Linked DNA regions of Homo sapiens: region 2 is linked to region 1. Evidence: chromatin loops called from intact Hi-C (ENCODE). Cell type or tissue: ascending aorta. All regions are shown on one strand. Links, peaks and the distances in the headings refer to the core of each region. The heading gives the core; the rest is flanking DNA. Region 1 holds the start of TOM1L1 (target of myb1 like 1 membrane trafficking protein). Region 2 overlaps HLF (HLF transcription factor, PAR bZIP family member).

What was found. Hi-C counts contacts between places; a loop is a spot of excess contacts. Peaks named below come from ENCODE experiments on the same cell type or tissue, not always from the same donor. Only the 100,000 strongest peaks of a DNase experiment are listed, where the experiment ranks them.
Region 2: a loop joins it to region 1, with 2.5 times the contacts of the local background. A loop is called at or near these places in 2 of 110 quality-filtered maps.

The regions. Positions count from the first base shown.
Region 1 is chr17:54,892,040-54,908,349 of GRCh38, forward strand. It overlaps TOM1L1 (target of myb1 like 1 membrane trafficking protein), which reads left to right and starts at 8,813. Exons shown (of 16, transcript NM_005486.3): 1 at 8,813-8,884; 2 at 11,669-11,753; 3 at 13,450-13,528. The coding sequence starts at 8,827. It overlaps LOC124904033 (a long non-coding RNA gene), which reads right to left and starts at 8,698. Exons shown (of 2, transcript XR_007065854.1): 1 at 6,569-8,698; 2 at 2,463-3,294. RefSeq lists a silencer at 8,488-8,827 and enhancers at 8,908-9,017, 9,038-9,127. In ascending aorta, for the core only: a CTCF peak has its summit at 8,797; DNase peaks (open chromatin) are centred at 8,026, 8,772 and 9,612; H3K4me3 peaks cover 2,697 bases.
Region 2 is chr17:55,266,273-55,282,582 of GRCh38, forward strand. HLF (HLF transcription factor, PAR bZIP family member) reads left to right here. Exons shown (of 4, transcript NM_002126.5): 2 at 1,479-1,814. Among named protein-coding and RNA genes, the nearest start is that of HLF, 9.5 kb to the left of the region's middle. In ascending aorta, for the core only: no CTCF peak of the experiment used is centred there; DNase peaks (open chromatin) are centred at 7,059, 7,409 and 10,399; H3K4me3 peaks cover 996 bases; H3K27ac peaks cover 6,043 bases.

The sequences.
Region 1 (16,310 bases), core at 4,394-12,393:
CAAAAAAAAAAAAAATTAGCCAGGCGTTGTGGTGGGCACCTGTAATACCCGTTATTTGGGAGGCTGAGGCAGGAGAATTGCTTGAACCTGGAAGGCGGAGGTGGCAATGAGCCAAGATGGCGCCACTGCACTCCAGCCTGGGCGACAAAGGAAAACTCTGTCTCCAAAATAAAAATAAAAATAAAAACATCTCTAATGCACCTCACAACCTGTGGTATGTTATAATCTCTGTCAGCCAGGCAACAGCAGAAATGCATACATAGTTGTCATTGCGTGGGTATGTGCGATCTGCTTGTCATTTCTGATGGCTTATGGGACACTGACACCCTTGATATTTCAGTCCCAAATCTATTTAAGGACAATTTGGGGAAGAAAAACAAGTCCTGTTTGTTGTCTGGAAAAGCTTTCATTGATACTTTCTAGTAAGATCAAAAAAGCACCACTATCAAAATTTAAACTGAGTGTCAACAGCTTATAATAAAGTATTGGGAGACAATAGCAGCACTCTCTAAAAAAATGCAGTGTCACCAGTGCTGATAGTGGCATAAAAGATGACAGGGTGTGGAAAAACACATTGATGTCTCTGAGTCAAGGAGTGAGTTTGGAGAGCTGGATTCTGTATGGGAAGAAGAAATAGTATCTTTGTTAATTAATTAATTAATTATGAGATGGAGTTTTGCTCTTGTCGCCCAGGCTGGAGTATCTTGGCACAATCTCAGCTCATTGCAACCTCTCTCCCAGGTTCAAGTGATTCTCCTGCCTCAGCCTCCCAAGTAGATGGGATTACAGTCGCCCACCACCATGCCCGGCTAATTTTTATATTTTTGGTAGAGACATGGTTTCACCATGTTGGCCAGGCTGATCTCGAACTTGCGACCTAAGGTGATCCACCTGCCTAGGCCCCCCAAAGTATGGGATTACAGACGTGAACCACCAGGCCCGGCCATCTTTGTTAATTTATTTTGCTTACATTTTCCTTTTCACATTTGTAAAAGAGTCATATATGCAAAACGTCATGTCCAATGATTCTCAAAATGTTATTTAAATAAACACAAAATAAAAATTATAACTAATAAAAAAGTAGTATCTCATAGTTTAACTGGAAGCTTTTTTTTCCTTTTTGTTGTGCCAAAAAATAGTGCATCTTATCACAGAAAGAGTTTTAGATATAATGAACTATGGAACATACAAGGCGGTGTTGCAGTCACTGAATAATGCAGTGATGAGCAAAACAGAACTTTCTGTGCCCTCCCCAAGCCAGATAAGAAGACATCTATAAACATGCAAACAAATGAAGAAATGAGAGCATTTCAAATAGCAGTAAATGCTATGAAGACAATAACCCAGAATAAGAGGATAAAGAGAGGTGGGGAGGGCAAGGAGGCTTTAAATCAGCACTGTAGGTAGAATCAGGAGAAGCACAGGGGAGCTGCACATCACACCATAGTAGGTAGGAGAAGAAATGCATTCAAGGAGCAGGCAGAGGTCAACAGTGACAAATGGTATTAGAAGAGAAAAGAAGGTGAGGTGGGAGGACTGTTCTTAATATCAGCAAGATGATGTCTTTTAAAAATGGTATTATAGCTGGACTAAAACTAAAACAGGTTATAGGACGAATGGATGACCAAATCTGCTCTTTTTGGGGAGATCTGCTTTAGGGCCTGAGGGAAACAGTTGGCCTAGAGGGCTGTGGCTGCAGCGCAATATAGAATCACAAGGGTATATTTTGTGGAGCAAGGGAGCAATATTAAGTCTTGCAAGGCAAGTAAACAAATAATTGCACAAAACAATTTCAGATTATAAACAGTGTTATAAAGGACATAACCAAGATGATATGATGGAAAACAGGAAACAGAAGCCTACTTTAAGCTTTGGGCTCCAACAGTTATTGAACACCAAGGACATGCCAGGCATTTATTAAGAGCATTCAAATGTCAACTCATTTAATCTTGAGACCTACTTTTTGAGATATGTTCAATTAGTTCCATTGTTGCAGATAAAGAAACTAAGGTTCTGAAATAGTGATTTGTCTGTCAAAGATCAATTAGTAAATGGTAGCCCTGGGATTAGAACCAAATTTGACATTGAAATTAAATGTGTTTCCCTTGCTGTACACCCCTTCCTTCAAGGCTTTCCTGCAAGACAAACCTCAAAGCAGCTAGCCTTTCACAACCCCTGCCGCAAAATCCCAGCTCATGGTCTCTTTTTAGAGCCCCACTCCTATGAGACCTTTTTCAATTGAACCGATCACCAAGTTGCACATTATTCATAACATGCTAGCAGAAGCCAAATGTGTAATTATACTGACGCTAGTAGGTACCGATAGGACCTTCTTTTCCCAAACAGCATCTTTAAGTAGTGGCTTTTAGAGAGACACTGCCAAACTTCAAAAGGCCATTTTCTAATAGTGAAAATTTTAGGCCACCTGGTAGATTGGAAGGATAAATGATCACAATAACTAGTTAATATTTATTGAGCTTTATTATATGCCCAGAATCATTCCAAGTGCTATAAATATAATATCTTGTTATTTTTCAAAGCAACCCTATGAATTCGAAATTATTTTTTACCACCTGACAGCTGATTTGAGCCCAGTTAATCTGATTTGCAGACTAAAGCTAGCATCCCAAAGGAACACACAGGAATTAAATGACAAACCCCAAATGAGTTGTATGCACCGATGATATTATAAAACTCACAGAAAGCTGGTTGGCTTGGATTTTGAAAATATTGATTCCTTTGGTTTATTTTCCAGATAAAACTTTGGTTTTAAGCCTCACAGGAATCCACTGAGATGACAAATTTAACCAACAGATACCCTTTAGTTCCCTCTCTCAATGGAGCTTTTTAATTGTACAGATGAGAGAAACCAATGAACCTGTTTTTGTGATTTAAAGATTAATGTCTGGAGAATAATTGTGGTTTAAAATCAATCAACAAACTTCTGGTTGGCATTGATGCATAAGGAGCACTGGGCTTGTTGCTTCAGATACTCTCCAAGATCAGCCACAGATCCTTGCTGGTGGGGATGGCAGGGGCTGGCAGTGTGATGCAATGGAAAAAGGCTTAAGCTTGGAAATGAGAAAAACCCAAATTCACCTCCATATTCAGAGTGACTTTAGGTAAGTTAGTTAATGAAATGAGAGTAATTATTTTTTAAAAAATAATTCTGAAGTTTATTGGAGATACCAAAGCACTTTGTACAGTGCTTGGCACAGTAAGAAGTCAACAACTGTTCCCCTCTTCACTCTTCCTGTGCCTTGTCCTCTCTCATCTTGGGTCTCTGAGTTCAGCCTGAAACCCATAAAGACAGAACAAAACAGCCCTGGGGTTGGGGTGGGGAGAAACCCTCTCGTGTGAAGCTGATGGAGGGTTATCCTAAGAGCTGGAAAAGAAAGGCTGTTCTTTAATTTCCACAATCAGGAGTTGCAAAGATATAGTATATTAAGAAATAACTGGAAATAGGCTGGATGTGGCTCAGGCCTATAATCCCAACATTTTGGGAGGCTGTGAGGTTGGAGGATCACTTGAGCTCAGGAGTTCAAGACCAGACTGGGTAACATAGTAAGAACTCATCTCTGTCTGTCTGTCTGTCTGTCTCTCTCTCTCTCTCTATATATATATATAACTGGAAATACAGTGAACATATATTATGTACATGTGGTTTTCAAAAACAATGGGCAAGAAATTGTGCAAAAGAAGGTCCATTTTAAGGAGAAATAATATGTCTTTAAATGCACAGGGATTTGATTGTGTTCAGGAAAGCGTGAACTTCAATCTAGTTTCATCCCTAAACAGTATTAAGGCTTTTGACATCGACAATTTCTGGACTGGACAGTGTCCATAGAGAAGAAAAAGCAAGGAGAGAGGTAAAGAAGAACATAGAGAAATCCAGAACTGACTGAAATGAAAGTTGAGGATAACTTCAAGATTTTCTGTTTGGGAATTTATGGTACCTTTAGCCCATCCAGGGACCTTTAAAATTCTTGATGACCTTGAGGCATCCAAGACTAGTTAAATCAGAATCTCTGAGGTGGGACCCAGATATCATTAGTCTTTACAGCAACCCAGAAATTTCTATGCATATGGTTGAGAATGACTGCTATGGTCAAAACAAGTAAGTAAGGTAGGATATTGAGATAATGGAGAAAGAGGATGAGTATAATTCTAGACATACTGAGTTCAAGTTTCAACAAGGCATCCAGGAGGGAATTAAGGGCTGGACCTCAGGAAGGACACAGCAACTTAAGATTTTGAGGAGTCATTCATTAATATATTCAATAAACATCCCTTAGGCTGGGCATGGTGGCTCATGCCTGTAATCCCAGCACTTTGGGGGGCCAAGGTGGGTGGATCACTTGAGGTCAGGAGTTTGAGACCAGCCTGGCCAACATGGTGAAACCCTGTCTCTAATAAAAAGACAAAAATTAGCCAGGCATGGTGGCGTGTGCCTGTAATCCCAGGTACTTGGGAGGCTGAGGCAGGAGAATCGCTTGAACCTGGGAGGCAGAGGTTGCAGTGAGCTGAGATTGCACTACTGCACTCCAGCCTGGGTGATAAAGTGAAACGCCATCTCAGAAAAAAAAAAAAAAATCCCTTAAGGTCTATTGAGTGTCAGGACACCAAGTCCTACAAATGGGTCCTTTTTCTTTGTGGGGCCTATATCTAGGAGGCAGGGAACAGATTTCTAAACAAATCAGTGATATAATATGTTGTGGACTATAAGACAGAAATCTGTACCTGGGACAGAAAAGAAGAGTTAAATTCTTCTGGGAGTTGTCAGAAAAGACTTCATAAAGAAGGGACAAGGAGAAGGTGGGATGAGAGAAATGCAGAAAGAGAAAAAGGCGAACCTCGGAAGTGTGGGAAGACTTACTTAGGTCTAGCAGAATGGAAAGAAAATAAAATCAAATGAAGATCATTGAGAATTAGCAGTCAGAGAGAGAGAGAGAGAAAAAAAAAAAAGTAGGATAGAGAAGTGTCCTGAAAGATAAGGCTGGCTAACAAGGAAGGGCCATCACATGGGTGGTGCAGAGGGTCAAAGAGGATGAGGATGACTATTAAAGCTGAAGATCACATAGCTATGAAAGTTAGTTTTTATAGTGGGAGAGTTGGGGGAGAGAGTAGGTAGTGTTTGGAACTAGACCCACGGAAAAAGAGAAGGATAATGAGAAGGCTAGTGGATACACTATGGGGAGGGTTATAGGGAGCACATTTAAATATTAAAACAAGGAACAAGCCCGGCGTGGTGGCTCACACCTGTAATCCCAGCACTTTGGGAGGCTGAGGCGGGTGGATCACGTGAGGTCAGGAGTTCGAGACCAAACTGACCAACATGGAGAAACACCGTCTCTACTAAAAATACAAAATTAGCCAAACGTGGTGGCACATGCCTGTAATCCCAGCTACTAGGGAGGCTGAGGCAGGAGAATCGCTTGAACCTGGAGGCAAAGGTTGTGGTGAGCTGAGATTGTGCCATTGCATCCAGCCTGGGCAAGAAGAGTGAAACCCCATCTCAAAAAAAAAAAAACAAAAAAAACAAAAAAAAAAACACAAACACACAACACACAAAAAAACAATCAAATGAGAAGGCAAAAATCTCTTAGCTGCATGAATCATGATGGTGGGTTATCTTTGTTTTCTATACAGGTGTACTTGCCAAGTTCGGTCACTTCTTTCTACAGACACTGCCCCCTAGAACCCACTTCTTTCAAAATGTGAACTAGTGAAGGGCACCACCTACCATCTAGAGCTCTATCCAAGAGGGATGACATAGCACAGCCATTCAAGTCACAGGTTCTGGAATTAGACAGTCCTTCCCTAGCAATGTGACTATGTGAAAAATTATTGACTTATTTCCCCCCCCTTTTTTTCTTGAGATGGAGTCACTCTGTTGCCCAGGCTGGAGAGCAGTGGCGTGACCTCGTCTCACTGCAGTCTCCGCCTCTCGGGTTCAAGCGATTCTCCTGCCTCAGCCTCCCGTGTAGCTGGAATTACAGTCACCTGCCACCATGCCCAGCTAATTTTTGTATTTTTAGTAAAGACAGGGTTTCACCATGTTGGCCAGGCTGGTCTTGAACTCCTGACGTCAGGTGATATGCCTGCCTCGGCCTCCCAAAGTGCTAGGATTACAGGTGTGAGCCACCGCGCCCAGCCATTACTTTGGTTTTTCTAACATGAAAAATAAAGTAATAACCGTACTGGTCTCATAACGTTATTATGTGATTAAATGAGATAACGCATGTAATATGTTTAGAACATATCTGGCATATAGTTCTAGCACAAAAAATATTCGCTATTGAACAAGAACAGAAAAAAAGCAGGACCTTGTGCCAGCAAAGTATATGACTTCCCCTATTCCTGTATTCTTCAAGAGGTCTTGCACTGAATCAAGCAGATCCTTTAAAAAAGCAAGACATCAGGCTCAATAAACAGATTCACCTAGTGACAATAATATAGGCTTTGGAACCAGGCAGCCATGAGTCAAACTTTAGTGAAGCCATTTATAAACTTGATCTTTCTGAATCTCAGATTATATATTTGTAAAAATGAGGTTAATACTACCCACCTCTCAGGATTGTGAAGATTAAGATAGATTTCTAGTTGCAGACACTTAGCACATTTTACATAAATAAATGTTGACTAAGTGTTCTTGGAATTGAAATTGTGGTAAGATTTTACTCCTGGTGTCATTTTACCCCTGTGGGATTCTGCTCCTTCTCTGACCTCAACTTAGCTGTGAATTCTATTGTCCCCGCTGCTAGACTTTACTAACATTAACCACGTTGATTTTCATGCCTGGAGAGAAGAGGGATCATGCAGAACGGAACAGAGTACAGGAAGAGAAGGCTGCAACAACCACCACAACACCCTGGAGGGCACAGGGAGAGAGAAAAACTTCTGCCAGGCATTGCTGAGATAGAACACAGGTAGCACTCATCAACCTTGGTTCTGTTCACCCAAGCATCAAGTCCAGAAGACACTCCTTGCTACTGTTTCTCCTCTTTCTCGGTGCCTCAGTCCTGTCATGTAAGGAAATCAGACATAGGAGAAAAAAACAAAAAAAAAAAAAGAAGAAGAAGAAGACGAAAAGAAAAACCTCCCACATAGAAGTATGTTAAAAATCTATCTCTCTGGATGCTCGGTTCCTTTCTCGTTCTCATTAACTGATAGAAGGCCACTGACACCAACATTGGCCTAAGCTAAAATTGGTTTTCTTTTTCAGAGATTGTAGGTTGATTCTAGGTTGCAGAAAAGGCAAAATATTTTGCTAGAGGCATGGAATACAGATTAGGTTGGTGATGTCACAAAAGAGGTTTTCAACAGTGTCAGCAGAGGCTATAGTGATGAGTAAGGAAGTTGATAAACGGCAACATCTGAAATAGCTACTCGCCCTGAATAGGCAGGTGGAGAATATTAGTTACACGTGGGACAAATCCCATTATGAGACATATCATCACAACAAGAATATTTCATTCTAGATTTTAGAATCCCAGGTTTTGGCTCACTTTGGTCAAGAAAAATTATAAATAATTGAGTTACAGATAATTAAATGTTAGCCTCCTGGAGTGCATGGCAATTGGTTTTGACCTCTATATTAAAATTCACAAGACCACGGACATAAGTCAAAACAGGTCCCCTTCGTCTCCCTAGTCACCATCTCCAGGGCTAAAAAACAGACTTGAAATGGGTGGCAGTTAGACTACAGGAAACAGGATCTACAAGCACCAGGAGCTCATCTATGGCTATCTGACATCGCCTGGGGACACCTCACTCTCTGGCAGGCTCCTGCTGGCTGGAGATTGTTAACATCGCCAATCAGATGTTAATTGAATGCAAAGGAATAGGAAATAAATTCTGGTTCTGAAGGGGCAGCTGGAAAGGTGTTGGGCTTCTCAGATTCCAACCTACATTACAAAGCAGGCCTAAAGCCAAGCATACTCCTTGCCAGAAGAAACGGAAAGCCCCTCTCCCGTTTTTAGAATCAGGCTGGAAAACACGGCTCCCAGAAGGTGGGGTTAGAAAACAAGAGCTTGCGAGGCGGCGCCCTGTGGTCCCTCGAGGAAATAGTAGAGAGACAAAGAGGGCCTGCTCCTGGGAAGCCCTAAATTCGAAGCCAATCCTTCCTCCTAGACATGACCACAACTTTAAAGGGCAGGGCGCACACCTCCCCTCCCGGATCTCTAGGACAAAGGCAGGTCGAGGGTAAATATTTCTAGTTATTCAGTATATTCAGTGGCTAACTATTTATTTTGTGGGTACCAGACACCGACATAATCGGTTACGTCCTTCCCTTAATTCTCATAATTCTGAGGTTTGTGTTATTAACCCCCTATTATCTTTGGTCTACCCAGGGCAGCCAAAGAGGCGCAGAGAAGAATGACAAGGTGCCCAGCAAGCGGCAGGATCAAAGCCTGGGTCTCTAATTCCCAGGCTGGAGATTCTGGGCTGCCTGCTCCTCCTGCACGGGGCGAAAAGCCCACCTGGGATCCGAGCGGGCGGCCGCGCCACTCTCGCAGGCTCCATACACCCGCCACTACCCGCCTGTACCACCTGCAGCCGGCAGCGCAGCCTCCTCGCGGGTCCCGCAGGGCGCGCTGCAGGTGCGCTGGGCGTCCCGAAGCCCCGCCCTCGCGTCCCTGCCCCGCGCCCAGCTCCTCACGCTCGGTGCCCGCGCCCCGCAGCGGCAGCGCAGAACGCACCGCCTCTGCCAGAGCCCGGGAAGCGCTCGGGCGAAGAGGAGGAGCCAAGGGTACCGAGCGGGTGGAGTCGGGAGCCGGAGAGCGGTGGAGGCGGATTTCCTGGGCCCGGCCCTCTGGCGCTACCATGGCGTTTGGCAAGAGTCACCGGGATCCCTACGCGACCTCCGTGGGCCACCTCATAGGTAAGGAGGCGCGGGGAGAGACGCCCAGGCAGGCAGGGGACCGTGGGATCCTTTCCTGCTTGATCCATTCTCGGCCTGCAGAGGACGGAGTTAGTCCAACTTGAAAAAATTATTCCCCTCCCCCCGCAACTTTCCCAAGGCACCCGCATTCCACCCGGCCCCCTTTCGTCGTTTCCTTCTTGGCCAACTCACTGTAGAACCTCAGTCCTCAAAAATGTACCTTCCTTTCGATGCCGCCTGGGGAGTGGAACCAAACAGGTGAACCGCGGGAGTCAGGCATGGAGTGTTTGGGCCTCCACGAGGAGACACCAGAAACTTCTCGGTAGGGGAAGTTATTCCTAAAGGCACATTCTCCAGGGCACGGTATTGTTATGCCCGTTTTACAGATCAGAAGAGGAGGCTCTGGGAGACTAAGTGATGTGGCCTTACTGTGAGGGGCAGGTCTCCCCAAACCAGTTTTCTCTAGTGCCAAGCTTATACAACCTGGATTACTTTTCTGGGTAAACAAAGAGAATGAAAATGCTTGGCATTGGAGTGAAGAGGAGGGGAACATAGGAGCCATCTGGGGCCACGGAGGTCTCTCGCAGGCCACTAGGGACTACACCAGCATCCACCTAAATGATTTCTCTCTCCTCCGGATGTACCTTGCATGATGTATGTAGAAGCCAGTGATTGGACTCCTACCAGCACCAGCTCACTGCTCCTTCTTTTCCCTGATTCCTCCCTTGGGAATTGGGTGTGGCACGAGTGCATATTAATGCCAGGCAAAGTGTGATGATGTCAGGAACTTAGTGGGGTGATGAAATCGTGAGAACCTAGTAGTTGTAGTAAAGAGGCCCAGATTTGGAAAATTTAGATCACAGCTCTACTAACTGCTGTGACACCGAACACACCACTTAAACAGAACCTTAGTTTACACATCCTTATAAGATGGTCAGAGTAGCTACCATTGAGGAGATGCTTTCCCTTAATGGCTGTGCTTTTTTGGATATTAGAATGAACCCCAAGCAGAAATGGATTCAGACTGTGTCTTCATAGGCAAACGAAACTTCAGCAGTTCTTCTGCTTAATTTTTTAATTCTGTAAACATGGACTAACTGTCAGCTATGTGCCTGGACCTGGATCAGGCACTGGTGAGGCCAAGGTGAGACGTGGTCTCAAACCTGAGGGAACTCACTTTCTTGTAGAGAAGACGGGCACAGTTTTGTGTGGCACCTTTGCAATGCAAGAAAATGCAAAACACACAAAACTTAGGAGAAGGGAGAAATGAATTCTGCGTGGCTTTTGAAGGGTGAATAGGAGTTTTCTTTTCTAGGGAGGTAAGCTTTGTCCATTCGGTGCCAGATTCAAGTTTTTTGTTGTTGTTGTTTTGTTTTTGTTTTTGTTTTTGTTTTGAGACGGGGAGTGACACCCAGGCTGGAGTGCAGTAGCTCTCGGCACACTGCAACCTCCGCCTACCGGGTTCAAGCACTTCTCCTTCCTCAGCCTCCCGAGTAGCTGGGACTACAGGCACATGCCACCACGCCAGGCTAATTTTTGTATTTTTAGTAGAGATGGAGTTTCACCATGCTGGCCAGGCTGGTCTCGACCTCCTGACCTCAGGTGATCTACCCACCTCGGCCTCCCAAAGTGATTGGGATTACAGGCGGGAGCCACCGGGCCCCGCCTCAAGTGGTTCTTTTCCTGGATTGAAAGCAAGCTAAACTTTGGGGTTCCCCCAAGCAAGTCCTTATTCTTCCCCTTCTCTATCTTTTTTGTTTTTTTCTCCATTTCCCCCAGAACCCGGTGTTTTCATGCTTAGGGATCTTGTCCTTCTCTTAGGAAGATGTTAGCGCATTCATACTGAGTGTTCCATTACCCTTTCCAGATAACATCTTGTATTCTTAAAGCGGCTGTCTGGAGAGGGAAAGATGCCTGATTATCTAATCATAGGGTTCCAAGTGCAGAAGCATTCTGGTCAGCCTGGTGCAGCTGTGGTTAGTTTAGATGCTTATTATTATTAGTTCGGATAGTTATCCAGCGCCAGTTTGAAATAATTAAGGCTGAAAGTAAAAGTGTATGCAATGGAAGTTTTTACATAGTTGAGGTAAGCAGTGTCTTTGCAAGTATTGGTTGAAGTTATAATAATTGGTAAAATTAGAAGGAATCGTGAGATTAAGATGATAGGACAATAAACGTATTACTTTTATTTGGAGTTGTGCCAATGTTTTGGCTCCTAAGAACAACGGATTACTTCTCTCCTTTAAAAGTTCTTTCCTCCTGTCCCCCCAGAGAATAAATTATTTTTAAAAACAAACAGTGGGACCAAACAACCTAGATTTGAATGCCAATTCTACTTCATACTGACTGTATAACTTTGGTAATTTCCTAACCTCTCTGAACTTCTATCTCATCATCTCTCACAGTGGGTTAAATGAAATTGCGTATGATAAAATACTTAGCACTATGCAGTTCACCTTCTAGGTAGCTGCTCACTAAGCCCTAGTTCCCTTCTCTGAAAGCCAGGCAGGCGGAGATTTAGCTGGCCTGGCCTGGGCCTGTGGCCAGCTGTTGTGCTTGAGGTCTTTATTAATAGGTCACTCATTACTGTTGCTGCAGCAGCACTCTGAACTTGGGTTCTGATTGATTCCTGAATTACTGAGAACTGTTCCAAAAAAAATCACTTTGCCCTTTGGCAATGTAAACTTAATGACACTTGCTGGTGCAGCCTAGGCAGATTATTTCAGGAATACCAGACATTTTTTATTCTGTTGTAGCTCAGACTCAACAGCTTTTTCTTGGCAGAAAAGGCTACATTTGCTGGAGTTCAGACTGAAGATTGGGGCCAGTTCATGCACATCTGTGACATAATTAACACTACCCAGGATGGGTGAGTACAGCATGGTTTCCATGTATTTGCCTCTGACAAGAAGCATCAGAACTACAGCACGTTTTCTCTTGCAAATATTTCGGTTTTGTTGTTGAAAGAGTGTTTTCATCATTCATTAGGCACCCTCTATCTTTTGAAGACTTGTCAGGTTGAAATATTGGGGCAGCTGCTTGCTTCAACATGTGGAGTATCCATAAATCCACTATAATTTTTCTCCTCTTGGCAGTTTCTTTAATAGTTTCAAATTTTGTCACTGTGAAGCTCAAATTCCTTCCTTCTAAAAGATTGAAAAAGGCCGGGCGCAGTGGCTCACGCCTGTAATCCCAGCACTTTGGGAGGCCGAGGCGGGCGGATCATGAGGTCGGGAGATGGAGACCATCCTGGCTAACACGTTGAAACCCCATCTCTACTAAAAAATACAAAAAAAATTAGCCAGGCATGGTGGCGGGTGCCTGTAGTACCAGCTACTTGGGAGGCTGAGGCAGGAGAATGGCGTGAGCCTGGGAGGTGGAGCTTGCAGTGAGCAGAGATCATGCCACTGCACTCCAGCCTGGGTAACAAAGCAAGACTCTATCTCAAAAAAAAAAAAAAAAAAAAAATTGAAAAAGAGAGATTGTGTCCTTCTTTAGGAATATCTCCAGCTCCCAGTGCCAGTATTTGATGAAACCATCAAATATTATCAAGAAGCTGGTTGACTCCCGGTGGTGACCTATTTCTGAGCAATTATTTCTAGTAACCAGGAAACAATCTAGCAGTCTTTTTTCCTCCCTGTCCCAGGACAATTTTTTTCCTTCTGAATGTCAACTCACCCATGTTTAAGCTGTATTCTTATAGCATGTGCTATCGTTTGTTCTTAAACTTCTTAAACTTTCGAGAATCGAAGTTATAAGAAAAAAGTCATTAAGAAGAGCAAACTGGTTTGCTTGTAGTCAATTACAAGTTATTCTAAGGAACACAATTCTGGTAATTTTCCTGGGCATATTAAAGTGATAACTGGCAGTAAAAGAGATTTAGTCTAGCTTATGTTGATAAAGAAAACATCAAACTTAATTATTGATTATAAATAAATGGAAAGCGCTTATGGTTAGTACTTTTAAGTGTGTATGGTTTTTTTCCTATAATCCTATTTACCATGTTTAGTTCCTCTGGGAACATTTTCATTGATAATACCAATTCATTGATAATACAAAAAGAGAATCTTAAAGTAAATTTGGACCCTTATAAACAGTCCTTTCTTTGTAACATAAAATTGTGGCGTATTGGCAGCTGACCTAGTTTGTTGTAATTCCTGTTACATCCCCTTGTCTATAGGGTGCTCAGGAAATACTAATAGTTTTAATAAAAATGGTAACATTCATTGTTTCGGAAGTTGCATTTCCTATAAGTTGGTTCTGTGCATTGATAGAGGGATACAGGAATGAGTGCATTTCATGGGTAGTACTTTCTAGGTAATAGTCTTGTACGAAAATATTTTATTTGATTCTCATAAGGGGTTAGGTGGTATTGTCTGCCTGTATGCGTGAAGAAATTTAGGTTCAAGAAGTTAAGTCATTCGCATAGGGTCCCACAGTAGAACCAAGGCCTTAGTTTTCTGCTCCTTAGCCATTCCTCTCTCCAAATGCATGTTGCTTTTCAGAGAGACTGCTTGTTTTCAGCAATGCCTAAATTGGTGATTTCAGTGTATTTATTGCTATAGGCCAAAAGATGCAGTGAAAGCTTTGAAGAAAAGGATTTCCAAAAACTACAATCATAAAGAAATCCAACTTACCTTGTCAGTAAGTACTTTAATTTTATAATTAAGACTCGAGGATTTCTCAAGCTATAGTTACATTTTTAATCCTGGGTAAAAAATAAGAAGCAAGTATTCTGAGAAAACTAATAGGTTAGCTAGGAGTTGTGTACAGTATGACTTAAAACTCTTCATTTATGAGAATTGCAGAATAAAGAAAGTTTAGTTGTTTATAATAGCATTTAATAGCATTTAATTTCATGGAAGGAGCTTGTTCCTGAAAAATCAATTTTTCTTGGTCAGGAGATAGGAATTAGTGGTTAACATGTATTACACATGGTGAACTGATCAAGAAGTTTGTGTAGTGGCTGGGTGTGGTGGCTCCTGCCTATAATCCTAGCACTTTGGGAGGCCGAGGTGGGATGATCGCTTGAGCCCAGGAGTTTGAGAACAGCCTGGGCAAGATGGTGAGAGCCCGTCTCTACAAAATGTTTAAAAATTAGCCAGATGTGGTGGCCTGCATCTGTAGTCCCAGCCACTTAGGAGGCTGAGGCAGGACAATCACTTGAGCCCAGGAATTCAAGATGGCAACGAGCTATGATCATGCCACTGCAACTCAGCCTGAGTGATAAAGAGAAACCTCAACTCTTAAAAAAAAAGTTTGTGGCTGGGTACGGTGGCTCACACCTGTAATCCCAGCACTTCGGGAGGCCGAGGCAGGTGGATCACCTGAGGTCAGAAGTTCGAGACCAGCCTGACCAATATGGTGAAACCCCGTCTCTACTAAAAATACAAAAAGTAGCAGGGCGTGGTGGCGTGTGCCTGTAGTCCCAGCTACTTGGGAGTCTGAGACAGGAGAATTGCCTGAACCTGGGAGGTGGAGATTGCGGTGAGTCGAGATCGCACCACTGTCCTCCAGTCCTCCAGCTTGAGCAACAGAGCAAGACTCCTTCTCAAAAAAAAAAAAAAAAAGTTTGTGCATGTATTAATTAACCATAATTTAAGATGAGGAGAATTGAAATTTTGAAAAATACCTCCCTGTAAGCTTTCTGCCTTACTTGAACAGCTTTGTGGAATCCTGAGATGCTCTCAGCTCATTAAATTCCAAACAAGTTCTGCTGCCTGGCGTGATTTGGAGAATGTTCTATGTTGGTTTAAGCAATTCTCCTGTGTGTTGTATTGTCTGTGATTTAAGTGTGGACTCTTATTTGATGTGTTCCCATTTTCCCACCATCCTTGGCAATATGACCTCTTCAGTCACGTTGGTGAGTTGTCCTTTTTACTTTAGTATGTGTTGCAAGCCCTGCCTGCTGCCTGAGAGTGAGCTGTGTAGCTTTCTGATTTATTCTGCACGCCTTTGTTTATCTCAGCCCAGCCCAAGACTGTGCATGGTCACGGCACTAATCAGCCAACATCACGCTGCGTTAGGAGCATTAGTCTTTATCAAGAGGACTTTGGGGCATATGTGAGCATAGCTCCTGGTTTCTAGTTACATGAAGAAGAAAATGGACATCTTGCATAGGCTCGCTGAATAAGCAGAAATGCTGTGAACGGTCTTCATGATTTGATCATTAAAGAAACCCTTCACATTGGGATCTGAATATAGTTTTAGAGGCATTTTCCCCCTTCACCTTTTTTTTTTTTTTTTGACCTCTTACCTGTCCTTAACTCTTGAAGGTCACAGAATGGAGAAGACGGGAGAGAGGAGTGAGGCACTTCTGTAGAAATCCCAGAATGATGGGTCACTGATAGAAATGCCTGGCACCTGACCAATGCTCTTGACAACCCTGTGAAGTAGTTCTATTATTAACTCCATTTAACAGATGAAGAAATTGAGACTAACAGAAACAGATTTATTTCCGAGATGAAAATGGCTATTACATAGCATAGGCAAGATTTGATCCCAGTCCTCAGATTCTAAATTCCATGCCCTTGCCTCATGCCACTTTGTTTCTAAGAACGAATCAAGCCTCTTAAAAGAGTAGGCTACTGTGTTTCCTTTATGTCTTTAGTTTCTTCCTGTGTAGTACAGGGCCAGGTATATCAGATGTTGACTGGATTAATGATTAAGCACCCCACCCTCATACACACACCTAATCCCGTCTCTCCTAGTATCCGGGAAGACTCAAGGGCTAATGGAAGGTACTGTAGAACCGGAGTAGAAAGATGTGTAGATGTACCCTCAAATATAGTATATCTGGGATATCTCAAGGGTGCCAAAGGTTAGGAGAATTGAGTAAGGAAGAGAAGGGCAGAAGATGAATTTATGCCCCCTTCTCTATTTCAGCATGGGGTATTATTATTTTGCTTTTTACAGGTGTTCACCATTCATAACAATTTGCCGCTTTCTCCATTGTGCCCAGCCTACTTGATGTTTCAGTGGTTGCTTCTTAATCCCACCTCCATATCTTCTTCCATCATGGTTCCCTCCCTGTGACGACGGACCAGGGACCCTCCTTGAGGAAGTTGGGCTATTCCAGAGTGTTGTGCCTCTGGCCCTCTGTTTCTCTTTGGGCTTCCACTCTTCCTTCTCATCAGGTAGTCTAATCTGCTCGCTGCCTTTCCCATTATCTGTTCCACCTCAGATCTGTAGCTCCCTTACCTCGTGGTTTCTGTCCAATCTAAAGCCTGTGCCTAAAAACAGGCAAGAGTCACAAGTCATAGGTCAGAATACACCTTCATCCTTGGGGTCACAGTACATTAAAGTCAGGAAAAACATCTGGCTTTTCCTTGGATTTTCTTTAAATAGGCCTTTGACTCTTCATATCTTCATGCTGATTTCCCTGAGTTGTGTATTTAATGGTCTAGTCACCTCGTCTCAGACTACT
Region 2 (16,310 bases), core at 2,648-10,647, 370 kb after region 1:
GTGTAACCGCGCAGGAGCCTCCTCTGGCTTGAGCCCTTTCTTGGTAAGTCCCAAACCTTCCCAAGACAACCTTGGCCTTAGCAGTAGAGGAGGGGTACGTGTGATGAGGCCCCAAACCCGGCTAAGTGATGCCACGGATTTGGGTTGATGCGATTTCATGCCTTCGGTATCACAGTAGCAAATGCGAACCGTGCGGCTCACAGTGTAAAGTTCTGAAAGGTTATTTGGCTACAAATAGCTTGGGAGTACTTGCACCTTCTTTTCTAGGAGAGGACAACCTGTTGCATTGCAAGAGTTTGCAATCTGCAGATGATAGCCAGGGACCCCTCCCTAACTATCCTTTAAGGAAGAGCATTTGGGAGGAAGGGGCTGCCTGCAGGCTTTTGCATCTGTGGGTGTTTTAAGTCAGATTTTCAGATGAGATGGTAGAGGGTTAGAATGGATGGCAGTGGAGGCTGTGTTTCTCTGAAGATGAAACTCAGAAGCAAATTCCTTAATCCCAGATTCCACCCACGACTGAATACTAGAATTGGCAAGATCCGGAATGCTTGTTAAAGACCTAATGGGCGAGCAGTACTTCCAGGTAGCAAATAGCTGCATACTTCCAACATAAATGTATAGAATAACTCACCTTTTCCAATAGCTCTGCTTTTGAAAGGTTTTGTAAATGCATACTCTTTGTAAATTGGATCATACTCAAATGTTTGGAGAAGAGAAGGAAGAAAACACTTTGTATTTTTTTAAACTCCTTTTGTAAAAATCAGTGTGCCCCAGTGGCTTTAGAAGCAAACACATGTGAGCTCAGAAAGTTCTCATTCTCTGCCAACATGAGGCATTGGTCAAGTTCCCTCAAGTCTCAGAGCCTCCGAGTCTTTGTTGTAAATGGAGGTAATTGTTATTTTGCAAGTTTATTGTGAGATTTTTGAGATAATATATGGAAAGAACCAGGTATCCAGTAGGTACTCTAAACATGATGTTAAAGAAGGGTGGAAGGTCCCTGCTTTACCAAAATTAAGACCACTAACTCACTGGCTTTGTAAGTCTGAATGACCTCCTATTGCTGCTGTGATGAATTCCTGGAAGATAATTCAAGCCTGGTTATTGGCTGTTGTTTTCTTAAAAATGACAGCAGTTGTATATAATCACAGATGTTATATTCCTATTTTAGGTTTAAGTTATTACTCTTCTCAAATAATGTGCTGAGACTGTTCTCTGGTTTTTATCCTAGATCAGCCTGTAGCCCTGCCCCAAGGACTAGTGCCTTCTTTCCAAAGTAAATAGGAAGATGTTGAAAAACAGGCAGAGATCCACGTCCTGCCTGAACTTTTAACTCTAGATCTACAAAAGACAGCAGCCAGAGAAGGACCCTGCCATTCGTGAGAAATAGTCTTATAACAGGCCAGGAAAAGTGATAAAAGAGCGGTATTGTTTTTCTTTTCTTTCTTTTTTTTTAAGTCCAGCTTTCCCTTCTTCTGCAGCATTTAGTAAAGATAAAGACAAGGAAAAGAAGCTGGATGATGAGAGTAACAGCCCGACGGTCCCCCAGTCGGCATTCCTGGGGCCTACCTTATGGGACAAAACCCTTCCCTATGACGGAGATACTTTCCAGTTGGAATACATGGACCTGGAGGAGTTTTTGTCAGAAAATGGCATTCCCCCCAGCCCATCTCAGCATGACCACAGCCCTCACCCTCCTGGGCTGCAGCCAGCTTCCTCGGCTGCCCCCTCGGTCATGGACCTCAGCAGCCGGGCCTCTGCACCCCTTCACCCTGGCATCCCATCTCCGAACTGTATGCAGAGCCCCATCAGACCAGGTAAGTGCCCTGAAGATTCTCCCTTCAGAAAGGGAGGAGGAGGGTGAATGGGACAGGCAAGGTAGAGTTAGCATAAACATCTTAACACTCAGGTTTTAGCAAAGATCCTAAGAGAGGTACCTTCTTCTGCTCCACTCCTGGCAGAGGCTCTCCCACTTTAATGAGCATCCATATCACTCATCTGGAGAGTCCGGTAAATACAGACTCTTTGTATCTACCCCTAGAAATTCTGATTTTGCAAGTCTGGAATGAGGGCCCAGGAATATGCATTTTAACCAGCTCCCCCATGGGATTCTAATGCAGCTGATCCAAGGGCTGCAGTTTAAGAAATAACTTACAGTTAATGATTTGGATAATTTAAGCCTCCATCGCATCTTGTATCTCTTTTCCTCATTCCCTAAACACGTAGATAACAGGTAGACTCTCAATAGGGTTTGGTTTACCTATATTCACTCTTGTCTGTCCTGAAGGAAAAAAAATGTGAGTAGGGATATGGGGCAGGTATTTTTTTTTCCATCCTTTTCATCTTGTTTTGTCATTAGCTGAGAAGTAGAATCTAAAAGCAGGCTCTCATATTGTGTTTCTGAGCCTTCTTCAGGACCAGACTCCATCTCTCTCGTTGCTATTCCCATAAACCCAACTGTTCTTATCTTTTTTTTTTTTTCATTTTCATCTGTCTATCACACTCAGTCCACCTGTATCAAAGCCCACAAGGCTGCAAGGTCAGCTGTAAATGATCTTGAAATAGTACACAAAAATATCACCTGAAATGACCAGTACTTCAAAACCCACTGCTAATGCTCAGATATAAACACAGATTGAAGGAGCTTTGAATTCATGCCTTTAGCACCCTGTAGTACCAAATGAACAGGAAGAAAGACGATTTCATGTGCACAGGTAACCAGGAACAAAGATTCAGCCAGATAAATCATCCGGAAGGTCACAGAGCTGAGGGCCTTAGCTGTGGGGGAAGACAGAAAGCAGGACAATGCGAAACTTGTGCTAGAGATTGTTACTGAACTCCGTGTCCTCGACTCTTGTAGAAATTTCTGTGGCACATGGAGCAAGATTTAAATGGAAGGAAATGATGTAAAGGAGGAAGAGAATACCCCTGCCTCGATATATTCATATTGAAGTTCCTCCTTTCAGACCTCTGTGTGCTGGCCCCTTCTCCAAAATTCACTTTGAATTATAACTCAAGGCCACTGGCTGGAATGGAATTAATTCTTAGCCTCCAGCCACCCCTGGAGGCTGTGGGAGCTTGGGAAAACATGCCTTTATGTGATCCTGATCCCCTGCTACTTAGAATGTGCGGTACCACTATCTTCAATTTTTTTGTAGGAACAAGCAACAAAATGAATAACCCTTCAAAGTGGGAAAACAGCCAGGAGAGAAGGGAACAGAGCCCCAGTGAGAGACACAGTTATGCCTCGGTCATTGTGCTCTGTAGACTGAGAATCACCACTTTGTAGCTGTGTGACCTTAGAAAGCAACATCATTTCTTGGAGCCTCAGTTTCCTTTTTTGTAGAAGGATACAATTTCTATTTGATTGAGTTATTGTGAAAATTAGAGATAATACGTATAAAGGGTCAACTGATTAGCAATGAGTCTTCTATTTGTGGAAGCAATTGTGATCATTGTTGTATGTGTCAACTTTTATTACTTATTTCAATCCCTGTCTTCTGAAATATCTTCGTAAGGTAACTAGGTACTGTATATAACCCTTCCTCTGGAGAGAAATGTCAGGAGATTTTGCCCAGTAGTTACTGGATTGGGGTATTTTGACCAACACTTGTAATCAACTGACAAGTATTTCTTAGTCCCCTACCAAATTTAGGATGTGTACCATGTTAGGAATACTATATTTTTTCCCAGGAGACCTGCACATATTGGGTGTTCACACCTTGGTTCCTACTGAGAGTCAAAAATTGGGGTTTTGGGATTTGAAGCAGCTTGAAAACTCATTTGTCAGAGCTCATTAGAGTCAGTATTGATCAGTGACTCTCAGAAGGCTTGGAATGCCCAATCAGAGTTGCAATGCATAGCAAAGAACTCCTGAGTTTCAGGGGATGTCATTTTGTAAGGTTCTGGTGGAAAGACACTGGGATCAAAGGGAACACTGAGGGTCTAGAAATAAGTTCTCCATTTAAATGTCTTATTTTAAATAATGGAAACACACTTCAACATAGTTTCCTTCTTGGAGTTGAAAACTCGATAGTCCTCATAGAAAAGGAAAAAAGTTAAACCTCGTCTTCAAATACCAAACTCAGGTAAAATAACACTCTGCTGTTCATAGATTGTTGATCATTATAAAGATGCAAAATAAAATTCTAAGAGATGTTGGCCTGATGGATGGATATTGCAAGCAAACCTGAAAAAGGAGAAAGTTCTTGATTATTCTGTGTGGCTCACAGGAGTGACCAGAATAGAAGTACCAAGTTAATCTTGAGGAAAATAAGTCCTCAGAAGGGAAGAGCACAGATGTAGCCTTGGTCATTCTGGGAGCTGTATAATTTCAGTCTTGATTGGTGTTTCTCAACCTTGGCACTGTTAATGTTTTGGGTAAATCTTTTTTTTTTTTTTTTTTTTTTGAGACGGAGTCTCGCTCTGTCGCCCAGGCTGGAGTGCAGTGGCGCGATCTCAGCTCACTGCAAGCTCCGCCTCCCGGGTTCACGCCATTCTCCTGTCTCAGCCTCCCGTGTAGCGCCACCACGCCCGGCTAATTTTTGTATTTTTAGTAGAGACGGGGTTTCACCGTTTTAGCCGGGATGGTCTCGATCGCCTGACCTCGTGATCCGCCCGCCTCGGCCTCCCAAAGTGCTGGAATTACAGGCGTGAGCCACCGCGCCCGGCCTTGGGTAAATCTTGTGTCTTACGCTTTATAGGATGCTTAGCAGCATCGCGGCCCCTACCTCCTAGTTGCAAGTAGGACCCCCAGTGCCCCAGATGTGACAAGTAAAAATGTCTTCAGTCACTACCAAATGTCCCCTGGGCATAATACAGTCACTCCCGGTGGAGAACCACTGGTCTAGAACTTCAATTTGGACAGCAAAATCTGGACTTACTTTAGGACCCTGTCACACGCATGGATAAACTACCTGCAATGCTTTATGGCAAAACTTTTAAGAAGGTCAGGGGACATTGGGTTGCCAAGAAGAAATAGAATATTAATAAGAGCATAATTATACACTTTAGTTAATAAAACTAAGCCATCAGGCTAATCAGGAGATAATTGCAGAGTAGTTTACCAAACAATTGTTTTTGGCTATTCACTCAGCATGCATCTTTTGAGCTATGCTCCGTTGTGGTGTTAGTGCTTCTTGTTTGGTTGAAGGGCAATGAAACCATGAGCTGATAAAGTATGCATTTCTAGGTCTACCCCAAGGATGTCTTGGAATGACAAGGTGAGCATTCTTGTGAATATTTATTTATTTATTTACTTATTTGTTTATTTATTTTTGAGATGGAGTCTAGCTCCATCACCCAGGCTGGAGTGCAGTGACACAATCTTGGCTCGCTGCAACCTCCACCTCCGGGGTCCAAGCTATTTTCCTGCTTCAGCCTCTCTAGTAGCTGGGATTACAGGCATTCACCACCATGCCCGGCTAATTTTTGTATTTTTAGTAGAGACGGGGTTTCACCATGTTGGCCAGGCTGGTCTCAAACTCTTGACCTCAAGTGATCCGCACCCCCTCGGCCTCCCAAAGTGCTGGGATTACAGGCGTGAGCCACCACAACCTGGCCCATTTTTGTGAATTCTCATACTATTTACCATGACTGCCCCAACCCCTTTCTTATCTTGAGCACCCCATCCCTATTCCTCTAACTGTCTGATCAAAGAATGAATCAAATATCTGAAGAAATCCAGTTTTCTTTCAAGAAACAATCCAGGGATTCATTAAAACCTGTTGTGGCTATTGTGGGATCACCAAGCTTTCTGGGCTGACATCTTAATGAAGGGAAGAGTAGTGGTTCTTGGAGGCCAGAGCTAACTGCAGGGGCTCCTCGGTCATCCAAGGTGCAGTGTCCTGAATGTTCCTAGGCCAGCAGAGATGACAGGAGTCATTCTGATGACTTCAATGTTTGCATTTTAGATACTGTCAGAGGTGGGATGTGGGGGTGCTCTCCTGGAGGGACGAATATGTGCTGGGTACTGGAAAAAGAAGAATCTGTTTGCCATGAGAATTGAGCGATTGCTTTAAGGACAGCCATCCCTTTAGGGAAAGTCATCTATAGCAGACAAAGGCAGAGTTATTTTTATATTACATGCTTGTAAAGCCAGATTTGAAATTATTTCCTCTGGTGGTTTTTCTTTGAATAGCTGGGGGGTGTCCTACCACTGTTAGGCCCATATTCCGCTGAGAATTAAGAAGGCTGTCTTTCTAGTTCTGAGCACGGAGACTGGGTTATGATGAAGGCTGGTTACAGAGTAAAGTGAAAACCCTTCCATGTGGTTGTGTGTGGGAAAAGGATGGCATAAGTGGGTGGCACAAAAGGAGCGGGGGTGGGGGAGAACCCATTGTACCTTTGCAATATGGAGTTTGTATTCTGTTTCTGCCGACCTTCCTTGTGAGAAGGTTTGGGTATGGAAGGAAAACGCTGGCCTGGGAATCTGAGTAATGATGGAGGGAAGTTCTGTGCAGGTGATTCTGGGTTTATGGAAGGTCAGAGGATTCTCTTACTTTTCCCAATATTATGAGGTGAAGCTCCGCTTAAGGGCGTGCAGTTCGTGTATCTTTCCAGTCCAGCAGACTGATAATGTCTGCAGGTTGGGAGCGCCATGACTGATAGTAGCTGTGCCCGGTGTCTCAAGCATCTTGGAAGTGCTGTTCATTCATCAGGGGCTAGGAGATCCTGAAGGGGAGGGAGTCTGCATGGTTCTGGAGACAGGTAGACATTTTTCTGTTTCTTGTAGAGTTTATCTTCTCCACGGATCCCTGTAGAGGACAGGCTTGCTGACATTCACAGGATAGTAGTCCCAAGCCTGTGGCAAAAGGTATTTTTGGGTATGTCTGGAAAGCAAGGCAACTTGGTGGTTAGGATTGTAGGCTCTGGGCTCAGGGGCTTGGGTTTACATCCTGGACCCACCCCTGGCTTGCCGTGTAACTTTGTGTCAATTTCTTAACCCTTTAAGCCTCAGTTTACTCGTCAATACAATGGAAATTATAAATGGTCCCTCTCCCTTGGGGTTTTGGCAGGGTTAAATAAGATCGCATGTGACAAGTCTGGCCAGTGTGTATTGCACGAGTACTGGGTGCATTCAGCTGTTATGGTGTCAGTGGCATGAGGTACAGAAAGGAATGACTGGATTCCCAATCCCTGTTTTCTATTTAGGGATTTATTTATCCAGTCCCCTTCCCTCTGCAAAAATAGGACATGCTTTCATGCATTTTTTTTCTTTCCCATCATGTCCAACACTTACAGCCTGACCTTTCTCTTCCTTCTGGGTTGGGACGAATCGGTTCCCTGATGTTAACCCCGCAGCATGGCTTCTGGGTTACCAACTCCTGTTTTGCCAATGTGGAAACAGCCACTGTCTGGGTGCCCAGTCCCCCAGCTCTCGTGTGAGCCCTGGCAACCCTGGCTGCCTGCCTGCATGACCGTGTGCTCCAGGCACGTGGCTGTGCCCTGTGGAGCTTGCCCAACGCTGTGTGGTGTGCTGGCTTGCTTTTTTTTTTTTTTTTCCCTCCTCCCCCTCGCTTCCCTTCCCAGGAGAATGACAGCAAGTGCCAGCAAGCAATTGTAATCCTGACCCTGGCATGAGAAAGCTGAGCTCTGGAGGGCAGTTCAGATGCCAGGGAAACCTGTTCTGTCCAACATTCTAGCCAGACCCCAAACCTGGCCCTCTCTCCTGCCTGTCTGCCCAGAGGCCCTGTCTTCTCTGCACTGCTGCGGTGGGCAGGATTCCTGGAGGCCAGCTCCTGCCAAGGGTCTTGGCAGAGTCTTTCCAGTTCAGCACTGTGCCTACCAGACTAGAAAAATAGCAATATAAAGACAGAATTAGGTGGAGGAGAAGGAAAGGGGGTGGGGGAGGTGGGAAGAAAAAAACCCTTGATAACATCCTAATGTAGAAAGCCAGAGGAGGGGAAGACAGCCGTGATTTATTAGGTTTCTCAGAAACCTCTCTTCCAATTAGCACTAATCACTTTTACCCAGGAATCATTTTTTATGTCTCAGCAATGAAAATGGAGGTAAGAGGGAAGGTAGTAGAGAAAGTAATAAGATGAAAAAAAGTAGAAAATAACATATTAGAGAGGTACAGGGCCTGTGTTTGATTCTGTAATGGGTGTGGGTGAGAATATTGGTCACAGCTAATATTGATTATAGTATTTGGCCCTCCCCCAGCAAATGTCTTGTCCTAAAGCTACTAAACCACTGTTTTTCTATAAATTTAAATTTCCCTCAGACTTAGGTGCCTCTGTCTCACCATGCACAATGTCTGTCAGAATGTCCTGTGTTTGAGACACCAGTCTATACGGGCAATATAGCAGTAATGTTTTTTAGAGCACAGAATTGAATAAACAAAACAGCCTGAGTGTGAATCCTGACTTTGCCACTCATTAGCTGCTCACGATCTCAGGCAAGTCATTTAAATGCTCTGAGCTTTCAGTTTCTCATCCGGAACTTTGGAATAATCATTGGACCTGCCTCATAGGACTGTTGAAGGTCATATGAGCCAATGCATGCAGAGTAATTGTCACAGTGCCTCGCACACAGCAAGTGCTTAATAACAGCTGCTGCAAGCAGCACCTTCACCACCATCTAATCTCATTTCCCATGGGAGGACCAAGCGTGGGGCTCAGAAAGAGTCTTGATACTTTTCCCTTCCTAGCTAATTAAGAACACTGGTCAAGAAATTTGGATTTCTCTCCTGCTTCTCTGCCAAGTCTTGCTTGCCCTTCTCTTAGCCTTTGAATTTTAGGTGACCTTGAGTAGCTAACTGTACCCTTTACTCATTCTTCCTGGCTCATGGGATTAAATAAACAAAATGCATTTTGAAGAAGTTTTTTTGTTTGTTTGTTTTTTGAGACAGGGTCATGCTCTGTGGCCCAGGCTAGAGAGCAGTGGCGCGATCATGGTTCACCACAACCTCAACCTCCCAGGCTCAATAGATCCTCCCACCTCAGCCTCCCAAGTAGCTGGGACTACAGGCATGCACCACCACACCTGGCTAATTTTTGTATTTTCTATAGATACAGGGTTTTGTTATGTTTCCCAGGCTGGTCTTGAGCTCCTGAGCTCAAGCAATCCACCGACCTTGGCCTCCCAAAGTGCTGGGATTACAGGTGGAAACCACTGTGCCCTGCCCAAAGAAGTTCTTGATTAGATTTCTTCCATGTCATATTTGCTAATAGATCAGTCAGTTACTGCTACCATTGAATTTTTAACAATAGACATTAATAATTATATTTAAAGGCAATATAGTGACCTTGGGGGTAAGGAAACCATAAAGGTATGTTATGGTGTTTCAGAAGGAGAAGGTTCAGTTTATCCTCCGGCTTGCAAGCAAGACTTTACATAAGCATTCCAGAATAATAATTCCTCCTCTCCCCAAGGGGTTCTTTAATGAGTAAATCCTTAATCTTTCTGAACCTTGATTGTCTCTTCTGCAAAGCAACATCCTTGTTGGGTTTTTGTGAGCTTTCTAAAGCTACTGTGCAAGAAAGATCCAGCTTGGTGCCCTGTACATAGTAGCCAAGCCTTTACCATAAGTCAGTTCAGTTACTTTTCTCTAAGAAATGATACCATGATTAGAAAACAACAGAGGACTTTGGGAGGCTGATGTGGGAGGATTACTTGAAACCAGGAGTTTGAGAGCAGCCTGGGCAACATAGCAAGACCCATCTCTACAAAATATTTTTTTAAAAATATTAGCTGGATATGGTGGCACGTGCCTGTAGTCTTGGCTACTTGGGAGGCTGAGGCAAGAGGATCGCCTGAGCCCAGGAGTTCGAGGCTGCAGTGAGCCTTGATTGCATCATTACACTCCAGCCTGGGTAACAGAGTGCAACCCTGTATCTAAAATTAAAAATTAAAGAGAAAGCAACAGAGGAGGTTTTAGGAGGCGAAGAGCAAGGTGTATGGTCCCAGAAATAGCATCTGTTTTTGCTCTGTGCTTTGGTGTTTTGATTTGTGCACCCTGAGGAAGAGAGACAAGAGTACAATTTGGCTGCTAGTTTCAAGAGACAGTGATTTAGTAGGGAAGATAAGACTTTTAGGCAAAGTGATGAGTGACAGGACAAACTAGCATGTTCTCAGTGTCAAATGACGGGTATATAGAGGCCTCCAATATCTGCTGAAAAGAGGAGGTTGAAAGATTAATCAAGAAAATGAATATAAATAAGGGAGCAGTATAGCCAATAAGAGCTGCCAGACCTCACAGGAAGAAGCCTTTGCTCAAGGCAAAGGTGCCTGGGGCGAGGCTTCTTGGAAGAGTTGTAGCCTGTGATGGGCCCGGAAGGAGGGGTGAGAGAGCCAGATTGGAGAGGTTAATGCCCCACAAAGTTATAGAGGCAGGAATGCCCACAGGGTGTTTTAGGCAACAGGGTGTAGATCCAATTTGGCTGGTGCAGAAAATTCATATGAAGGAGTCAGGGAGATGAGTCAGAGAGGTTGGTGCCAGTCAGGCTGACAACTTCATGAGTACCAGGCTGCAGAGCTTGAACTTTATCCAGTAGGCAATAGGGAGCCATTGAAGGTTTTTCAGCAGGAAAGTGCATGTGAACATTTCCACTTGAGTTCAAGGTTGGATTTGAAACATTTTTAGAAACTTGACAATAGTTTCCTCTGGCAAGCCAGGATTTCCTTATTTTTATTATTTTGAAAATAAATACTCTCCCTTGAACATCAAACAGCTTTTCAAAACACGATGTTCTAATGATCTAGAGAAAGTAATTCAAAAACACAGGGTTTAGGTTTCATTTATAAAACCCATAATTTTGGTGATTGGGGGAAACACTCTTTGGCAAGGAAATAGTTTGAGGGATTTGACTGGTTCAGAATTTAAAAGTCCAAAAGCAGGCCTGGTCTCATAGGAGTAGAAAAATAGATTTTAATAAACCCAACTCATTAACGTTCATCACTTTTAAATGCCTCTATTTTATACAGCTTACTAGGTTTGCAAATAAGTATATTGAACCAGATGTTATGTGTATGTGTGTGTGTGTGTGTGTGTGTGTGTGTGTGTGCGCGCGCATGTGTACGTGGGCATGCGTGCATTTGGGTTTGTGGGTGGGGGTGGGAAGGTTAATGTCTCAGTGATACAAATAGTACCTGATTGTAAGGATTACCTGGGGCAGTAATATCAAGCTAAAAATACTTAGCCAAGTTTCTGGCTAGCTTAAATCAGTTTTACTCCTGGGAAACAAAGGAGTCATTATTACAGTTTTGCATTCTTGAGTCCTGACCTTGTATTTGTGGCTCCCTTCTTCCCTGAAAACAGAACTGTACATCATGCTTAGATATGGGATGTGTGTGTGTGTGTTTCATATTGGGAGTACTAGTAAAGGAAAGGGACATTGTGGGAGGGGATCGGATTGGGGGGGGTTGGACTGCTGAATGTCAAGTGCATGAAATGACTTGCTCAAGCACCCCCTGAAGTGTGCTCTGATATCAAGCCAAGATTTCAGAAGGCTGAAAGAGTTGCCATAACCCAATCTAGTTCACTTAAATAGAAAATAGCTGTCAAGGTGGGCAATTTCACCTCCAGCTACATAGAGTAGACAATTACAGGAGTGTTGGCAGAATCGAGTGTCTGCTGGGGGAGAAACTATAGTATTTGTTTCTGTTAAATTGGCTTGTGGTGGGTACAGACTCCATGACCGAATGTGGAAATTCCTAAAATGTTGGTTTTCCTTCTTTTCTGACTTTTACAAACTAATGTTACTCTCTTAACTCACTACCCATCCAATCTCATTTTCTTTCCTGAAAAACTACACAGCTCCCCTGTCACACAGGGTTCGTAAAAGTTTCGTTTTTAGAAGTTTAATCTGGGATTTGTTTCCTTAATGATCTTTGGAAGAATGCTTTGGAATTTGAGGTCTTATAATGAGACATGGCTTGTGGCTATTAAACCCTGTTGCCTCTCAAATTTTGCCTGGGAGACCCTAGATTCCTAAAAACAATGAGTGCATGCTACAGAAAGATGCTTCAGGGAGCTACAACACTAAATCATCTGTGACAAAATGTTCTCTTAGAAAGTGGAATTGCATAAATGGATCAGCAGAAATAAATGCTTTGGCAGAAATTCCTTGAGTGGGGAAGAGCAATGCTTTCTTTTCTAATTAGCTCTGGGTAACAGTCTGCTGTGGTGTCTTTGCTGTGGAACCCAGGCATGGACAGTAGAGCAGGAAAGTCTCATCACTGCTCTCTAAGTGCTTCTGCACTTAATGGAAAGAGTTAAGCACGCCTGTCCATTTGTACCCAATAAATGCCTCTTGAATTGATTTGAGTGGCGAAGGTTTGTTTGGGGGAAGGATGCCACCAGGCCCTGACCAATGGGAATCAATGCAGCAAACCAGATGAACAAGATCATCTAGATATGCAGTAATCAGATTACCCAGAACAGAAATCTCAATACCCCAAGATATGAGGGGTTATTTTAAGGATAGTGGCAAACAGTTAAACTCAGCCTGCCCTGAGGATTGAGCAGAAGACTGAATTCACCTTAGTCATTATGATGTGGGCTGAGTTAGTAACACTGAAGGAGACCATGCAGGCTTTTACTAGAGAACTATGAAAACAGGACAGAGATCTCAGATCCAATTAGTACTGGATCAAAATAGTATTGTTTTTAAAAGGCCAAAGGCCATTGAAAGATTTATAGAGGAAAGAGTAAGTAATATAAAATGTAAAGATGGAAATAAAGCCTTGAAAGAGTTCCTGAAGACAAGAAGAGAGAAATTTGCAGAACTGACCTTGTAAGAATTTCATAAAATTCATTTCATTATGATTGATTTCTTTGTATTAGTACACCTTCCTGGGGAAGTGAGTATCTTTTTTCCTCATAAAATCTAAAGCATGTTTATTTCAAATGGGCAGTGACAACTAAATGATTTAAAAATAATATTTATATTCATGTCAAAAAAGTTATTTTTAACATTATAAGTGAAATTTACCCAAACATAGTAGGCCAGATAATGATATTTAGTTATTGGCTTCCTGGAAGACTGATGACAGGAAGATTCAGTATTACACAAACTAGGTATAAAGAAGCAATTTAGGTCTACTTATTTTATTTCTCCTTTGAACCTCTCACTTGCCTGACAGTAGCATTGCATTGATTGAGATTTTATGATCATTTTATCTTGAATTGGTTAAACTAAAATTTATATCTTTGTCTTCTTTATAAAGAAAGATATTACTAGCTGGGCACAGTGGCTCACACCTGTAATCCCAGTGCTTTGGGTGGCCAAGGTGGGAAGATCACTTGAGGCCAAGAGTTCAAGACCAACCTGGGTAACCGAGTGAGACCCCATCTCTACATTATATATATATATTTTTAATTTAAAAAGAAAAAATATTACCAAACAGATTAATTATGCAAACATAATTTTGGGACACAGAGTTAACTTGAGGACAAAATAGTTTTTAAAGATTTTAACTGTGTATATATAAATTAATATCCTGAACCACAAGTGCGTATTAGTGAATAGCAAAAGAATTTTTTTCATTCTGACATTTCAGTAATTCAGATTAGCATTCCCACCAAATTGTTGCCAGTTATCTCCATCTGTCCCCTTCTCCATTCCCCCCCACCACTCAATTTTCATATCTTTAAAATTAAATTTTCATATAAGTATATGGAACCAAAATATTATTTTCATTCATTTACCTGCCACCAGAGAGGATGTCATCGGCCAACCCGCAAAGGTGGTGGGATCTACCAGCCATATAACTCTTCTGCATTTGTTCCCTCCATTGTAAGTGAGGGTGCTGATACCTGCTTCAGAGGATTCCTGGAGAAGTAAATGAGATGATACATGTACAGCACTTAGAACAGTGCTCAGTATATAAATGGCAGCTTTCAGCAGTTTTATTTTTATTCTACAATTACTATTCCTTCTCTTCTTCCACCTCCATGGCTATTTTATGGACACTTAAGTAGGAACACATCTTGTGTTACAGCAATGCTATAGCAGTGATGGCCTGGAAACTGCTTTTGAGTTATTGCAGGGAAGAAAGGATCAGGAAGAGATACAGCAGGTGAGCACCCTGTGTTTTTACACCTGTGAGAAGATACATCCCACCTCAAACACCATTTGTGGTCCTATCACCCTAGCATGTCACAGTGTAATTGCCTGCTTTCTTGGATAGCTCTTTGAATAGATGTATGCTCTGTGAGCCCTGGCTGTGTCTTCCATCTCCATATGCCCTGCTGTGCCTGCATATGTCTTCTGGTGCTATGCCTGGAAGATCTTGAGTGGGTAAGGGTGAAAGGGAATTTAGAATACATTTCCTTTGGTGCTCTAGAGCCTTTCCAACATACTGCCAGATTTGTGTTTTAGGTTTCTTCTTTTTACCCTTGGTGACACTTCTGGGCCATAAAGTAGTGAACTGGCTGTCCTCTAGTTGTTGTTGATGGGCTCTTGAGTGATGTGGAGGCAGGATAATGGGTTTTCAATGGTCACAAAACTCCCTGGCCTTCTGCTCTCCTTAGTGTGAGTCTCTCAAATACATAATTCTTAACTCTCCTTTCTCTGTACCAGAGGGAAACGTGGCAGAGAGGGGTCCAGATAGGAAAGAATGGACTCTTCTGCTGAAGTGAAATGGAAATACAAGGAAATTGTAAAAACAAAAATAGATTATTTGGAAGAAATGTCTAAAAACGGTTTTTACACAAAGGGGACAACTAGAAGTTGATCGATTTAAGAATTGAGATTAACCTGGTATGACTTTGGTTTCCAGCTAGATTACAGCTGTGGGGTTCTTGGCCCTTGGCATGGGTCACGCTTGATACAGTATGTTGTGCACTGTACATGTGGATGTGGCAGGGTAAGGCTTTTAAAGGTACAGCAGTCTTGAGGGATTACAAAGTACATCAGCATGAAACTAGGCAAGATTTTAGCCTCTTGTGAGGGATGTTGAATTTCAGCTAAAGCTCCCTCAGCATATTTTTGTATCCCATCAAATATCTCTGAGTCGCGGCCAGGCGCAGTGGCTCATGCCTGTAATCCCAGCATTTTGGGAGGCTGAGGAGGGTGGATCACTTGAGGTCAGGAGCTCGAGACCAGCCTGACCAACATGGTGAAACCCCGTCTCTACGAAAAATACAAAATTAGCCAGGCGTGGTAGCAGGTCCCTGTAATCCCAGATACTCAGGAGGCTGAGGCAGGAGAATCGCTTAAACCCGGGAGGCGGAGATTGCAGTGAGCCAAGATCGTGCCATTGCGCTCCAGCCTGGGCAACAAGAGCAAAACTCCATCTCAAACAAAACAAACAAAACAAAAAATATCTCTGAGTCTGTCTCCCCTTTTATAAAAGAGTGAACACAATGCTCCTAAGTTTAAATCAGATAAATTCAGTATGAAATCATAGCAATAGCCATTATGTGTTAAAACCAGCATTGTCCTAAACACTGACTGTAAGTAGTTGTAGCAAATCAACTCATATTAGAAATGATATTGGTCCCTGGAATTTAGTCTGTTCCCAAGAGGACTGAATGTTGTGAATACATTGCCAAAGTATGTTTTCTTTTTTTCTCCATCAGCCCTTCCATTCTGACTACAGGCAGCTTAAAAATAAATTTGGGCATATCTCAGTGGCCAAAAACCATGGAGATCAGGATGAAATCATTTTCAAGGCAGAAATAACAGGCGTTGATAAAGATATTCAGAGAAACACAGTCCTAATAGCATCGGCACGTGATTGTGGGGCCCTTTAGTCACCAAGCTAAATTGAATTTGGAATCAGGGGTCTACTGAAAAGCCAGGAAACTTTTGAGCAAGTCACTTGAATTCTGAGCCCCCATTTCCTCATCCAGAACATGATGGCCTATTTTGCAGGATTGTCATGCAAGTTAAATTACATTAAACAAGCTATCAGTAAAAAGGATGTGGGACTGTGCCTACTCGGATTGTCACCCAGTGAGTTTTAATTCGGAGTCCGAATCTGGTATTTAAAGGCCACGTTCTAAAATGCACTTGTAGTTAATATCTTTGGAGTCTTGCTTCCAGGTTTTTGAGTTGCTGGACTGGGTCTTTGTAAGCTCCGTGATGCTGCTTTGGGAACACAAGAGATCTAATCTGTAGTCCTGGCTATGCTATTAATTGCAAGTATAACCTTAGGTGTTCAGCTTCTCTGGCTTTTACTTCTTCATCTGTAAAATGGGAATAATCTACGTCCTTCTAACTTACAAGTATGTCATAATAGAAAACTGACCAAACAGTTTACATCAATGTCCATTATTATTTCCATTGGCTTTTAGGCGGCAAGAGATGGAAAACACGTAGCAACAATTTCAAAGGTAGGCCAGTTCCAAAGAGCACTGAACTTGG